Regions from separate parts of the Homo sapiens genome. Here region 1 is linked to region 2. The links are chromatin contacts, found by POLR2A ChIA-PET in ENCODE. All regions are on one chromosome and are shown on one strand. The core of a region is the stretch at or near the end of the contact, and the rest is flanking DNA. Distances in the headings are between cores, read along the strand shown. Region 1 has its middle 66 kb from the start of LINC02260. Region 2 overlaps PDGFRA (platelet derived growth factor receptor alpha).

Region 1 (6,903 bases), core at 497-2,996, 260 kb after region 2:
CAGACAGCAACTGGGGCAATGAGAGTCCCAGCTTGAAGCGGGGATCTGGACTGTTCTTCACCAAGGATCCCACTACCATCACATCCCCAACTTCACCCAGAGAGTGATAGTTTAACTAATGGCATAGCAAGAGCCCAACCTGGGGAGTAGAAAACTGGGCCTTACCTAGCACATAGCATACATTCAGCAAGTATTTGTTTGATGAACAAATGAATGGCGCTATCCTTGGACCAGGCTCACAGAAGCCTGAGGAGCCTGTGAGAGTGGATCAGGGAATAGGATCCCTAAAGCAGAGTCTCCATGCATTGCAGAAACAAATCCAGGTGAGTCTGGACCTCAGACTCTCTAGGCCTCACCCTTTTGATTTCTCACATTATTCTCACAGGCATGGAAGGAGGGAAGACCTGGAGGTTGCAAGAGGCTGATAAGCCAGCCTGTGATCATCCAGGCTTCCAGCTCCTCCTCTTCCCCTTCCTTCCATCTGCCCCATCTGGTCATTTCTCTGCTCCTCAGCACTTTCTTCTAAGGGCATCCATGGGAAGAAGGAGATAAAGCTCTAGACAGATGCTGTGCCACTGGAGGGTAGCCCTGGAGAAAATATTACAGCTATTAAAGGAGAGTTGGCTCCTATTGACTCCTAAGACACCAGCTAATTATTGGTTAAAATGGGTTGAAGTCCTTGGAATGTTCTAGGCCAGGGCTTCTGAAACTTAAATGTGAATACAAACCATCTGTGTGTCTTTTAAAAATGCATATTCTGATTTAGAAGGTCTGCAGCAAAGCAAAGTTTAGTTTTTTTGTTTGTTTGTTTTTATTTTGAGATATTTTCTCACTCTGTCACCCAGGCTGGAGTGCAGTGACGGGATCTCAGCTCACTGCAACCTCCACCCCCCAGGTTCAAGTGATTCTTGTGCCTCAGCCTCCTCAGTAGCTGGGATTAAAGGCACTGGCCAACACCCCTGGCTAATTTTTGTATTTTTAATAGAGACAGGGTTTCACCATGTTGGCCAGACTGGTCTCGAACTCCTGGCCTCAAGTGATCCTCCTGCCTCCCATAGTGCTGAGATTACAGGCATAAGCCACCACGCCTGGCCAAGATTCTACATTTCTAACAAGCTCCCAGATAATGGATGATTCCTATGCTGCAGGTCCAGGGACTACACTTTGATTAGCTGAGGCCTTAGAGAAGGAGAATACAGATATGTGTCACTGACTTAAGAGTCAAAATTATATATCATCATCACCACCTGACCACTAACACCTTGTTGTGCTAAATGCTTTGAACACTTTTTCTCACTTGATTTTTAAAGAGCCCTCAAAATAGCTATTATAGCCATGCCCCATTTACAGAAGGAAGAAGTGAGACCAGGGATCCTTAGTGACCAGCTAGCATGTGGTAAAGCCAGCACTGCAACACAAGTCCATCAGAGTCCTGGTCCTGGGTTCTTCACCACTTCACAGGAGAGAGAGCATAGCTTTGAAGCAGTCTCTTCTGTGATTATGTCTTCTTGGAGGGACCTCGGCTGGGCCCCAGCTTGCTAAGAAGAGAAAGCCACTGGAGTCTTTGTGTCGTCTCTAGACAGGGAGATGATGACGGTTCGCGGAATAGCTAATAGTGGATCAGCCGCTTGTGCTTAGCTGCTTCCCTGGTGCTTCGGGCAGCATCTTCCAGCTAAAGGAAGGGCTCCACGCTGAGCCATCCAGAGGATTCCTGGCTGCAAGTCCCTGGCCGGCAGGGCGGCCACTGAGCGGTCATCAAGGGCGCAGCGCTGAGCCCTGGCATGGAAACGCCGCCTCCGCCACGCCCACGTCCCCAGGCTCAGCTGCATGCTCATTGCACAGGGTCGCTGCACTGAGCTCAGCTGAGAGATTGCTTAGCTCAGCTTTGAAATCCAACCTAAATTCACCCCCTGGGCCTGCAGACACTCTGGCCAGATGCTCTTCCCCAACCAGAGCTGGGTAATAGAAGGTGACAGGCTGAACGCGGGGACTTGGGGGCGTGGCTGAGCGGCTGACAGCTAAGAGCTCTTCTCCCCAAACGCTGGACGCTGAAGGCTGAAGGCTGGAGCTGCGTTCCTGCGCTTTTTGAGGTGCACAGCTGCAGGATGGGGGTTCAGATATGCACCCAGGGGGATCAGGAATTTCATCTCTTTTTCTGGCCTAAATGTTCCAGTGTCTTCACATGCGGGGAGTTTATTTGCCGTAGGTAGCTCCTACTCCCTTGAGGAGGGAAAGGATCCCACCCGCATCTTCAGAGTCCACTGCCACAAACCCTGACAGAGTTATGGCTAATTTCTTAAGGTGGAAACAAATTGAGGTAATACTGGTGACTAAATGAATAAATAAAAATACACATTTCCGGCCGGGCGCGGTGGCTCACGCCTGTAATCCCAGCACTTTGGGAGGCCGAGGCGGGCGGATCACGAGGTCAGGAGATCGAGACCATCCCGGCTAAAACGGTGAAACCCCGTCTCTACTAAAAATACAAAAAATTAGCCGGGCGTAGTGGCGGGCGCCTGTAGTCCCAGCTACTTGGGAGGCTGAGGCAGGAGAATGGCGTGAACCCGGGAGGCGGAGCTTGCAGTGAGCCGAGATCCCGCCACTGCACTCCAGCCTGGGCGACAGAGCGAGACTCCGTCTCAAAAAAAAAAAAAAAAAAATACACATTTCCTAGACAAAATGTTTTCCATTTAGCCCCTACCCCATCCCCAATCCATATAGCACCTTGTGAAAATTAGCAAAAGTGTCCGTTTTGGGACCAGGCAGCAAATGGGGAAAGGACAGCCAAGTGGGAGGACACAAATAGTCATAGGGCTCCTGGCTTGGTGAGTAGAGCGTGGCCTAGCTTTCAGCACTAGTTTGCCCCCTCAGATGGTGCCCTTGTGCAGTGAGCAACAGCTACAACCATACCAGGTGACTGATCTTCCTTTCCTCCTTCCTTCCTTTTCGTCAATTGCTTATTGAATACTTCCTCTGTGTTTCCTGTTCCCTGACCCTCCCCTTCACACCTCCCCACTGTGTAGGTAAGGAAAACCTAAAGATAAATAGGACATAAAGAGGCTTATGGTACAATGGGGGAGGTGGACATGTAAACAGATAAACCATTAGGATTTCTGATATCTAAGACTGCACAATTTATACATGTCTAAAATTAGGGAACCTGGCTGATTCATACGATTCATACCAGGAATAAGAGCCTGGGAACTTACTTCCTTAAAGACCAGTGCCCAGTGGGGGATGCTTAGAAGTGTCACTGTACAACATTTGCTGTCCAGAATCCTGACTTTTCAGAAAGAGACATGGACAATATTAACAGGGAAGAGGCCTTTGCTCTTCAAGCACCTTGATGGGTTTGCAACGGCACCTTTGAGAGGAGGCTGTATTTGTCTGCTTTATTTAAAGGGGGAAGTTTGAAGTAGAGGTGGTGGGGGCACTGGAGTAGGAAAGGAGTAAGAATGGCAGGATCCTGCATGGACAAAAGGCTGGAGAAAAATCTCCATGGAGGATGAATTTGTAAGTTATATCTGCTATGAGCAGTGCTGTTAAAATATTTACTCCGTAACACTCCCCACCCCCCAGATCCACTCATTATCTCGAACTGCCTGGGGTAAAAGGAGGAGATCAAGGAAGAATCTGGATCCTTTAAAAATGTCATGGGTCAAAACCGTAGGAGCTAGAGGCAAAGAAAACCATGAGAATATAAATCCATGACTATTCACACAACTACTGGGGAAGTCTTTGGATATTTTTCAGGCCACGGAATTAAGGATTCAGGGGAATTTCAGGCAGCTCCCAAGGAGTAGGGAGGCCCCAGATGCTATCTACATTGGAGCAATAATATCCGTGAAATTGTTGGTCATATTTTCAACTCAGGGTCCTGGTCCTGTTCAAATGCTTACAGCAGCAAGGGAGATAAAGGAGTAAAGCAGGCTGGATGTGAGACAGCAGGGAGTGGTAGGCGCTGCAGCAAGCTGTAGGGTGCAAGTCCTATCGGAAGGAGACAATTGCCTCCCAGCTCCAGCGGAGTGTTGCCTTGCAAGAATGCAAGCCCAGTGTTGCCAGATAGTCCACATTTTAAGAGAAGCCAGAAATGCAAATGTTTCAGAAAAACCTCGTTTTTGAAAAATGTTAACTAATTCAGAAAATATTTTCAAACTTCAAGGGTCAAACAAAAGATGTCTCGTGATGTATGTGGTTTCTAATTTAGAAGACAGAACAAATACAGGGATAAGATTCATTTTCAAAACAAGTAAAGAAATGAATGGCATTTAAGTGAGATATGATAGGAAAAGCTCTGATTCATGCATCTTAAATCCAGGGCTTTCGGCTCTGCTTGACTACTATTTGTCTGTATGTTTACAATGAAATAATTTATAATGTCGTGGCCTTCATCTCTTTATCCATAAAATGAAGGCATTAAATCTGACACTTTTTTTAGACTTGGAGATGTGATGATTGAGGGGGCAGAAAGAAAGTGTAAGCAGTGGAAAAATGAGCCCTGGGTGTGTTTCAAAATGTGTTGAATTCATTGACATTTATTATGTGTCTGCAAGGTACATTGCCTTGATCATGGAATTCTTGCTTACTGTGAAAAAGTAAGCATAAACTCAAAAAGCACCTTAATTATTTTGCCTACCTGAGAACAATGCTTTCAAAGAAGTGGGAGAAGAGCCTCCCCCAACTGGAAGCTGTGTTACTGACACTATCAGCAGGTGAGTTACAGAGTCTGTCAGCAACGATAAGAGCACTGGCGTATTTCCTATTCAGACTGACGCTGCACTGAGACAGGAACCTAACTGATGTTTGTTCAATAATACCAAGATATGTCACAGAATCTGTGGGGGTGTCCGGTATCTTTTGTCAGCTTAGACTCAAACCCTGGAGAAAATATGTTGCAGACTGTTGCAGATGTTCTGAGATTAAATGATGTTTTCCTGAAAATGCATGAGGCATGGTCTACCGGTTTGCCTATTGGCAAACCGCCTCTTGCTGCCATCAAGACCCCACCCCCTCCCCCAGGCCATTCTGAAAAAGCAGAGCTGCCTCTAGGCCTTTCAGCTTTACCCTGAACCTCAAGACACTCCCACATTCTTCAGGGATTTGGGGATGGGTGGGTGGGTCTTATGATCCCAAAAGGATGGGATAGGGGAGAAGTGGGGTGGGTGGGAGGATGAGAGGTAGATGCAAAAAGATGGGTGGGGAAGAGAGGACCTAAACACAGTGCTGAGATCGAGTAATTTTAGGAGGCAGTACTGTTTGTGGAACATTTCATTCTTTATAGCTACTGTCACATTCTAGTCATTAGACTGCATTTACTTGTGGGTTGTAGAAATTACTTCCCATGGGAAACTAAAGCAATTCCTTCTTCAAAGGATGCTTTGTTTTCTAAGAGAAGAAAGTAAAGCCTATGACAGTGCAGCCAACTATGTAACCTACATTCCCTGCTAAGCCACTCTTGGTTGAAGTTCACTGTTTAGCATGACCACATAAAGAAGTAACCAAGAAATGATGATGATGACGATGATAATGATAATAATAGCTAGCATGTACTGAGCATCTTCTATATGCCAAGCCCTGAACTGAACCTTTATTTATGTGTTTTAATCCCTATAGAAACCCTGGCTATTATCATTAGCCCCATTTTACAGATGAGAAAACTGAGGCTTAAAGAAGCTATATGTGCTCACGATAACACAGCTAGGACTTAAACCTGATCTGCTCTGCTCTGAAGTCCATTCTTACAGGCACTGACCTCTGAATGTACCACATTTGGCTGAGAAGTCCTTTGTCATTTCTGACATAGAATCTCTCCTAGCAAAAACTTCAGGAATAAGGAGTGAATGAAACAGGAGTGCACAAAACAGAGAGTGGTATATCTGAAACTGGAGAAGTCCATGTGAATTTCAGTTTTAATCAATTACATCCATTAGGTGACAGCTGCTTCCCTTCTGCCCTCCAGGTGCCTGCACCTAGAGCTTAAAACATCTGCAAATTAAAGTGAGACTGTGCTGCTGTCCGAGGAAATGAGAGCAGCAGCTTCTGCTCTCTGCGGCCTCTGCCAGCCCAAATCCCATTCTTGCCTTGTTAGCATTTATATAAGACCTCTGGCTGCAGCACCAATCTACTGTACCTCCCTGCCCTGCGTATTCTCATTTTGATTAGTTACAGTGGAGCTGTAATAACTGGCTTCATTTCTTCCCTTCACACCTGATAGAATACCAGGAGCTCCCTGGGCCCTTTGTCTGGTATAGCATCAAGCCAGGATCAATCTCACCTGAGCGATGATTACTAATTAAATGCTTCCATCCTTCTATTCCATGTTCCAGTTTTCAAAGAGCTTTCAAACACATTTTCTTGTTTGCAGTGACATAATGAGTCAATGGGGGCCCGGCGAAAAGCTCCGTGTGTCCCCGCCCCTATCACACAAAGAATTCCTCTTTTTTCTCTTGAGAGCAGGACTCTAGAAGGGTTTGGGTTTTGGCTGTGATGCTAGAAGGAGGAGGAAGGGAACCCCCACCACGCAGCTCTTATAGTATTAAGGAGAGAGTTTATTGAAGAATAGAGGCAAGAGCCTTGGAGCCTCTAGAAATGCACTTTCCTAACCTTGGGCGCCTCCACTCAGGTGTCCTCTGCCTTCAAGGTAGTTGGAGATTTAAATTGATACCTTGGAGTAGCCGGCCACCCACCCTCATGGAGGGCACAGATCAGCCCCCTTCTTTCTCTTCCCACACTGGATCTCCATCAGTTTGCCAGTAGCTCGGAGGGATGCTTTTGCCCTTGGTCAACAGATTCTCCCTGGGCTTAGCACATGGGGCCCTCCCAGCCCTTGGATCCCAACTCAGTTCCTATGTTGGACGCTTTTCCATCCTAAAAGAAGAGAAATCTTTTCTTATTTAAACCACG
Region 2 (6,578 bases), core at 1,350-3,849:
TGAATGAGGACAACCACAAAATGTATTTTGATTCAGTACATTCTGAAGATGCATTAGATACTCCTTTTTACATATTTGGAATATGGAATATAAAAATATAGGTACATTTTGAGGCAAAATATGTAAAAATAAGCAAGCCAACTTATCACAAGCATTTCAAGTATTTCAATCCTGGGCTGAGACCAAGTATATGAAGCTTTAGTCCAAGGGAGTATTTCTTTTTTAAATCACATTCCTAATGAATGAAAGCAAGACAAAGGCAAATGAAAGTAGAGGTAGAGGTTGTGTTATGATGAATGATCTAACAGTATATATGTTAAAGAATGCCAAATGCAGGTTTTAATTATCCACCGGTCTCATTGCAAAATACAGAAGAGTTTAAGTCTTCTTAGAGAGTTAGGTAAACTGAAATCAAGCAAGGCACCAGAGTGAAATCACCTTTGCAAAAATTGTAACTGAGGAAATTATGACAGTGAATGAGATATGACCTAACCAACTCCATTTTGCTTTAGCCTCCAAGTTGTCCTTGTTCCTTCCTGGGCATAGGCCGAACTAACTTTGAGAGGAACTTAGTTTATAGTTTGACTTTGAAAAAAAGACAATAATAGCCCTTTGCCAAAACAAACCCTCTTTTTCCCTGGGAACTAGACTGCCTTTGCGGGACTAACGAATTAGCTACAAGATTAGAAAGTATGGTTTAGGGGTCACTGTTGTAAAACCTGAGGTCAGTGCTTGAGATATTTTGGAGACCCTGTATTTCGATGCACCAGCTGACACCACCCAGGTCAATAAACTGGCTCATCTGATCTTGGGGCCCCTACCTAGGAACTGACTCAGTGCAAGAGGACAGCATCAGCTCCCTATAATTTCATCTTTGACCCAACCAATCAGCACTCCCCTTTTCACCCCCTACCCACCAAATCATCCTTAAAAACCCCATTCCCCCAGTTTCAGAGACACTGATTTGAGTAATAGCAGAATAGTAGAAATTCCCCCAGTTTCAGAGACACTGATTCGAGTAATAGTAGTAATAGTAGAATAGGTCTCCCGTACAGCTGGCTCTGTGTGAATTAAACCCTTTTTCTATTGCAATTCCCCTGTCTTGGTAAATCGGCTCTGTCTAGGCAGCGGACAAGGAGAATCCATGGGGCGGTTATAAGAGCTGCCCCCCAATTTCAAATATTTATATCTAAGCTTTCTTTATTTTCCTGCCTATTTCCCAACAAGGGATGAGGAGCTTAGGGAGTTAAAAAGTAGTAAAATATGGGGAAAAGGGCATAATTCCCATTATACCAAGAGGCATTGCTGGTGAAGCAATACCTTTCCAGGTACGATTTTCAGTAACACAGACGTGCAGTAAGAGGCAGTGTTGGCTGTTAGTGTCTTTTATGAGCCAAGTCTTTTCCTGGCTTGGCTATCCGTGGTGAGACTGACACCCCGGGAAATGTTTCTCTCAGGGTGAGCTCTTTCAGGGTGGGACAACAGCTTCAGTGTCTTTACGTATGTCTCCTCCCAACATGAAGCTAATTGCTGTGCTCTCGGGCATGTTTAGCTCTTGGTAGAGTGGCTTTCCTAACAAATAGGGAGCAGTGAGCCCAGCCTGAAGTTTTTATTTAGTCACTCCTTAGAATCAGTGATATTTTGAATACTGAAGTATTTCCAGTGGCTAGTAATTTACTAAGACAAAAGATGCCCCTGTTTGCATATGGAAAACAGAAGGGGAGAGAGCCAGGAGGTGTGGGTGAGAGCCCCGAAGGCAAGAGGATCCCAGGGGCTGGCCCAGCACGGAGCTGGTAGACAGCGCGCTCACACCAGGGAGGGCTGCACCCTCCTTTCTCCCGTCTGTGTTTTCTTTCCCTTGCAAGTGTTATTCGACAAAAGCAATTATGCTAATTTCCTTCCCTGTGGGCTCAATTCCTTTTTTGACACGATGACTTGGAGGAGTCATTATGATTACTCCAAACAGGAAAGACACTCGCCCAGCTGTCCGCCCGCAGAGAGCTGGCTACGGTGCAGAAAGCTGAGGAGGCGTCTGGAGTTTTTGGGTGTTAATGATTCTGCCTGCCCACAGGTCGGGTCTTGGGGTCTGGAGCGTTTGGGAAGGTGGTTGAAGGAACAGCCTATGGATTAAGCCGGTCCCAACCTGTCATGAAAGTTGCAGTGAAGATGCTAAAACGTAAGTGCTCCTTCCTGGGGATTTTTTGAGCACGGGGATTTTTTGAGCATGGGGATATTAAGGGAATTTCTCAAAATCATGCAGCTAGTAAATAAGACATTTAGGACTAGGTCCTGATTATTTTGACTCCAGGTTTTATGTGTATTTAGATTAGGTTTATTTAGATTGCTCTTGCTGCCTGTATGTTGGAAAATTAAGAGCTTGTTATTTCCAGTGACTTCTTTTTACTAGAAAGACCAGGAATTAGTTATTAGCACTGAGGCCAAGTAGCTATCTGCTTCTTTTAGACTTCTGGTAAATAGAATGATATCCAATCACAGGATTAGTCATATTCTTGGTTTTTTTCTGAGAACAGGAAGTTGGTAGCTCAGCTGGACTGATATGTGATTTATTCTTTCAACAGCCACGGCCAGATCCAGTGAAAAACAAGCTCTCATGTCTGAACTGAAGATAATGACTCACCTGGGGCCACATTTGAACATTGTAAACTTGCTGGGAGCCTGCACCAAGTCAGGTGGGCTCACTGACCTGGAGTGAGGATTTTCACTGGACACATGTGGTTGTGAAAACTGTTCAATCAGGCTTAAATCCTCCACTCTCCATCCCCACACATGGCAGGGAATAGAAGTCCCTTGAATGGAGCTGACTGGTCCCTTGAATTGATGGAAGCTCATTGGTTTTTGAGCAAAATCTGTTGCCAGTCCAGTCATAGCCATTCATGGCTCTTTATTAAAAAAAAAAAAAAAAAAAAAAAAAAAAAACTTTTTTGGTATCTTATTTTTTTCTGTGCCATATGGTCTGCAGGACAATTCATGGCTTTTCTGTTCTTCATTTTCATACCCATCTCCTAACGGCTTTTGTCCCCATAGGCCCCATTTACATCATCACAGAGTATTGCTTCTATGGAGATTTGGTCAACTATTTGCATAAGAATAGGGATAGCTTCCTGAGCCACCACCCAGAGAAGCCAAAGAAAGAGCTGGATATCTTTGGATTGAACCCTGCTGATGAAAGCACACGGAGGTGGGTGCAAAGAGAGATGTTGCTGTCTATCATTATCTTACAGGCATCACAAATGGAAAGACCCATGTCCTGATAGATATCATGTCTGCAGATTCAGTGCCCAAGGTAGCAAGACTTAGAGTCAAACCACCCTGTCCAGTCTTTCCATGGTCATGCAGAGAGATGCATGATGTCTAAAGGTGTTTTGGACTGGGGTGTCACATGGGAAGGCCTTGCTGATAGGTTTGAATGAGAGTGAGTTAGAATGACTCTGGGAGCTCTTCTGCTATTTACATGTGATCCACTTAGACCTATAAAATGCAGCTCTGGCCAGGGATGCTTGAGTTCTGGAACCTTGCAAGAACTGTCTGTGGATCTCCAAGCTCGAGGTCCTTGCTGAACCTGGACCTATAAATGACGTCAATGATAGTGATCCCTACTGCAGAAATCTACAAGTGGCTATAAAGAACTCTGTAGGTAAGAAATTCTGTAAGATCAGAAAGTACAATGAATTCACTTCATAATAAATTACTTGGTGGACACCAAATGGGTGCTAAATTGATTGGGTAGAAGGAATTGTATGCCCAAGCCACATGGCCACACGGCTCAAGTTCCAACCAAGGCTTGTGAGTTGAAAAACTGAGAAAGAATAATGACAGACTTAACGTAGTGAATTCTTCAAACTTTAAGTGTAATGGACTTACAGGTCCATGGGAGCACAGCCCCACTGTCTTAGATGTGGCTCTTCAGGATGTGCGGGCTCCTGCTAAGGATGTGCAGGGAACTGGCTCTGAAAACAAGTGAACAGTAGTCATCATGGCAGCTGACATTTGTGGAGTCCTTTGTATGTGCCAGGTGCCATGACAAATATTCCGCTAGTCTTTCCCATCTTTGTCAGTGGGATCCATTCTACGTCTTCTGAAAAGTGCTTCCTTGACCCCCAGATCAAGTCATTTTCCTTACAAGCTATTGAAACCTTTCTTCCTTCACAACACAGCTGAGTTTGAGTTGATCTGTGTATTTATTTTGTTTTTTACATTTCTTTTTTTCCCTATTTAAAAAATTTTTTTATTTCCATAGGTTTTTGGGGAACAAGTGGTATTTGGTTACATGAGTAAATTCTTCAGTGGTGATTTGTGAGATTTTGGTGCACCCATCACTGGAGCAGTATACACTGAACCCAGTTTGTAGTCTTTTATCCCTCACCTGCCTCTCAATTTTTCCCCGAGTCCCCAAGTCCATTGTGTCATTCTTATGCCTTTGCATCCTCATAGCTTAGCTCTCACTTATGAGTGAGAACGTACGATGTTTGGTTTCCATTTCTGAGTTACTTCACTTAGAATAATAGTCTCTAATCCCATCCAGGTTGCTGCAAAAGCCATTAATTCATTCCTTTTTATAGCTGAGTTACATATATATATATATATATGCACACCTACACATACATATGTATAGATACACTGCAGTTTCTTTATCCACTCCTTGATTGATGGGCATTTGGGGTTGGTTCCACATTTTTTCAATATGTGAATTGTGCTGCTATAAACATGTGTGTGCAAGTATCTTTTTAGTATGACTTCCTTTCCTCTGGTAGATACCCAGTAGTGGAATTGCTGTGATGCATGTATTTGTGCGACTATTTGATTAATGCTCATTTCCTTGACTAGATCACCTCATGTGAAAGGTATGGATTGGTTTTGCTTTTACCCAGTTAGCTCCCATGCCTACCTCAGTACCTGGCACATAATCATCATCTACTGAAAGTGGAATGACCACTTCAGAAGGGCACCCTGGGTAAGATTTCTCTTTCTGTTTTTACAGCTATGTTATTTTATCTTTTGAAAACAATGGTGACTACATGGACATGAAGCAGGCTGATACTACACAGTATGTCCCCATGCTAGAAAGGAAAGAGGTTTCTAAATATTCCGACATCCAGAGATCACTCTATGATCGTCCAGCCTCATATAAGAAGAAATCTATGTTAGGTAAAAGTGTCTATACTCACTCTGGGTGTTGGGACTTTCCAGTGGTTTAATATGATACTTAAAGTATTTAGAGGGAAGTGTATAGGGATGGTAAGTGAACCTGGCAGCCCACGTGGTCTCTAAATGCAGGTCTGCACAACCAGTTCTGTGACATGTTTCCAGGTTTGTGGCCTGTAAATTGAAAAGAATAAAAGCTGACAATGTAACAAATTTTTTAAACTTTAAATTTAATAGTTTTAAAGAATTTTCTTGGTGTGTTCCTGCAGTAAACATTTTTTAAAAAAAATAATTATTTATTCTGATATAATGAACTTCCTTTTTTATTGCTGTCTTTTTCTTTTTTAATGAAAATATGGTGATTGATTTTTTTTAATGCCCTTACTTGGCAGAATTACAAGTTGGCTGTCTTATGTTGGTTCCTCACCTTGCTTTTTTTCCCTTAAGTTTTAGAAGTCTCTGATGTCTATGAGTTCAGTAACCCTTGCTTTTACTTTTCCTAACATTCAATTTGTGATAGGAACTCTAGAGTAGATAATTTGCAGTTATATTTTCTGGACCAGTGTTTCTGTTGAATGTATTTTGAAGGTGGGTCTATCTGTTTTTCAAGTACATGAATATGTGGCAGGGTTAAATTGATTTATAAACTCCAGGGAGTCCAGCTGATGCCCAGACCAGATGGATCACTTCACATCTGCTCAGGGTGGTTCCTCCAGAGCCCTGAACTGGTCACAGACATGAAGCTGGAAGTCTGACATTGGCTTGTCCTGTGAGCTTGCCTTTTTGGGTCTGAGCCTTCCCATTAGTCAATGCAAAAAAGTGTTGAGCTGCCCTGGACATTGTTTTGGAAATTATTGATGTGCTCTGAATGTTTTCAGGTTCTTAAGTGAAAGGTACAATCCATTTAAAAAAGAATGTGTTTGTTTTGCAAAGCTCAGTACACAATATTTTCCATTTCTGCGGTTCCAAGTTCCATTCACTTCTCATTGCCAAATGGGTGAACTTCCAAGCGCTTTTAAAAGATTAGCCAGTGAGAGTTATCGGAACCAGTACTTCCTCTCCCCTCCCATATTGTTAAAAATAGTTTACATTGCTTCCCAGGCTGGGCTGGTGGAGTTGGCACGAGATGTCAGAGGAACCTGAGTCATGCTCAGGCCCAAGCCCTGTTGGCAGGCAGACCACTGCTTTCTGGCCTTCCGTGACTATCTGAAAAAAATCGTGAATGGCTAGAGCTACTCTTCACTTGCTGAACATTTTCAAAAAGAATTGAGAACTTCTGGATTAAATTGCCTTCTTCCTCGAAAACCCTGGGACCCTTCCAGATGGGACTAACTGGGGAAAGTGGACAAGTTACAAACAAAGAAACTCAAAGGAAAGTCATTGGCACTGATCTCTAAGATGCTATCACATGTGAT

Evidence for each region. ChIA-PET counts read pairs that join two places held with the same protein, here RNA polymerase II (POLR2A).
Region 1: POLR2A ChIA-PET joins it to region 2 with 17 read pairs in activated T-cell. The contact joins two enhancer-like sites. POLR2A ChIA-PET finds 5 or more read pairs at or near these places in 2 of 52 experiments (BJ and activated T-cell).

Annotation. Positions count from the first base shown.
Region 1 is chr4:54,537,930-54,544,832 of GRCh38, forward strand. No RefSeq gene overlaps it. Among named protein-coding and RNA genes, the nearest start is that of LINC02260, 66 kb to the right of the region's middle. RefSeq lists an enhancer at 1,411-1,912 and a cis regulatory region at 4,558-5,169. Within about 2 kb of position 1,747, at least 3 of the 41 ENCODE cell types and tissues checked have a DNase peak (open chromatin) inside an H3K27ac peak, as active enhancers do.
Region 2 is chr4:54,275,317-54,281,894 of GRCh38, forward strand. It overlaps PDGFRA (platelet derived growth factor receptor alpha), which reads left to right. Exons shown (of 23, transcript NM_006206.6): 13 at 2,072-2,176; 14 at 2,580-2,690; 15 at 3,046-3,199; 16 at 5,000-5,166. Among named protein-coding and RNA genes, the nearest start is that of PDGFRA, 49 kb to the left of the region's middle. RefSeq lists enhancers at 2,840-3,363, 5,777-6,578. Within about 2 kb of position 2,600, at least 2 of the 41 ENCODE cell types and tissues checked have a DNase peak (open chromatin) inside an H3K27ac peak, as active enhancers do.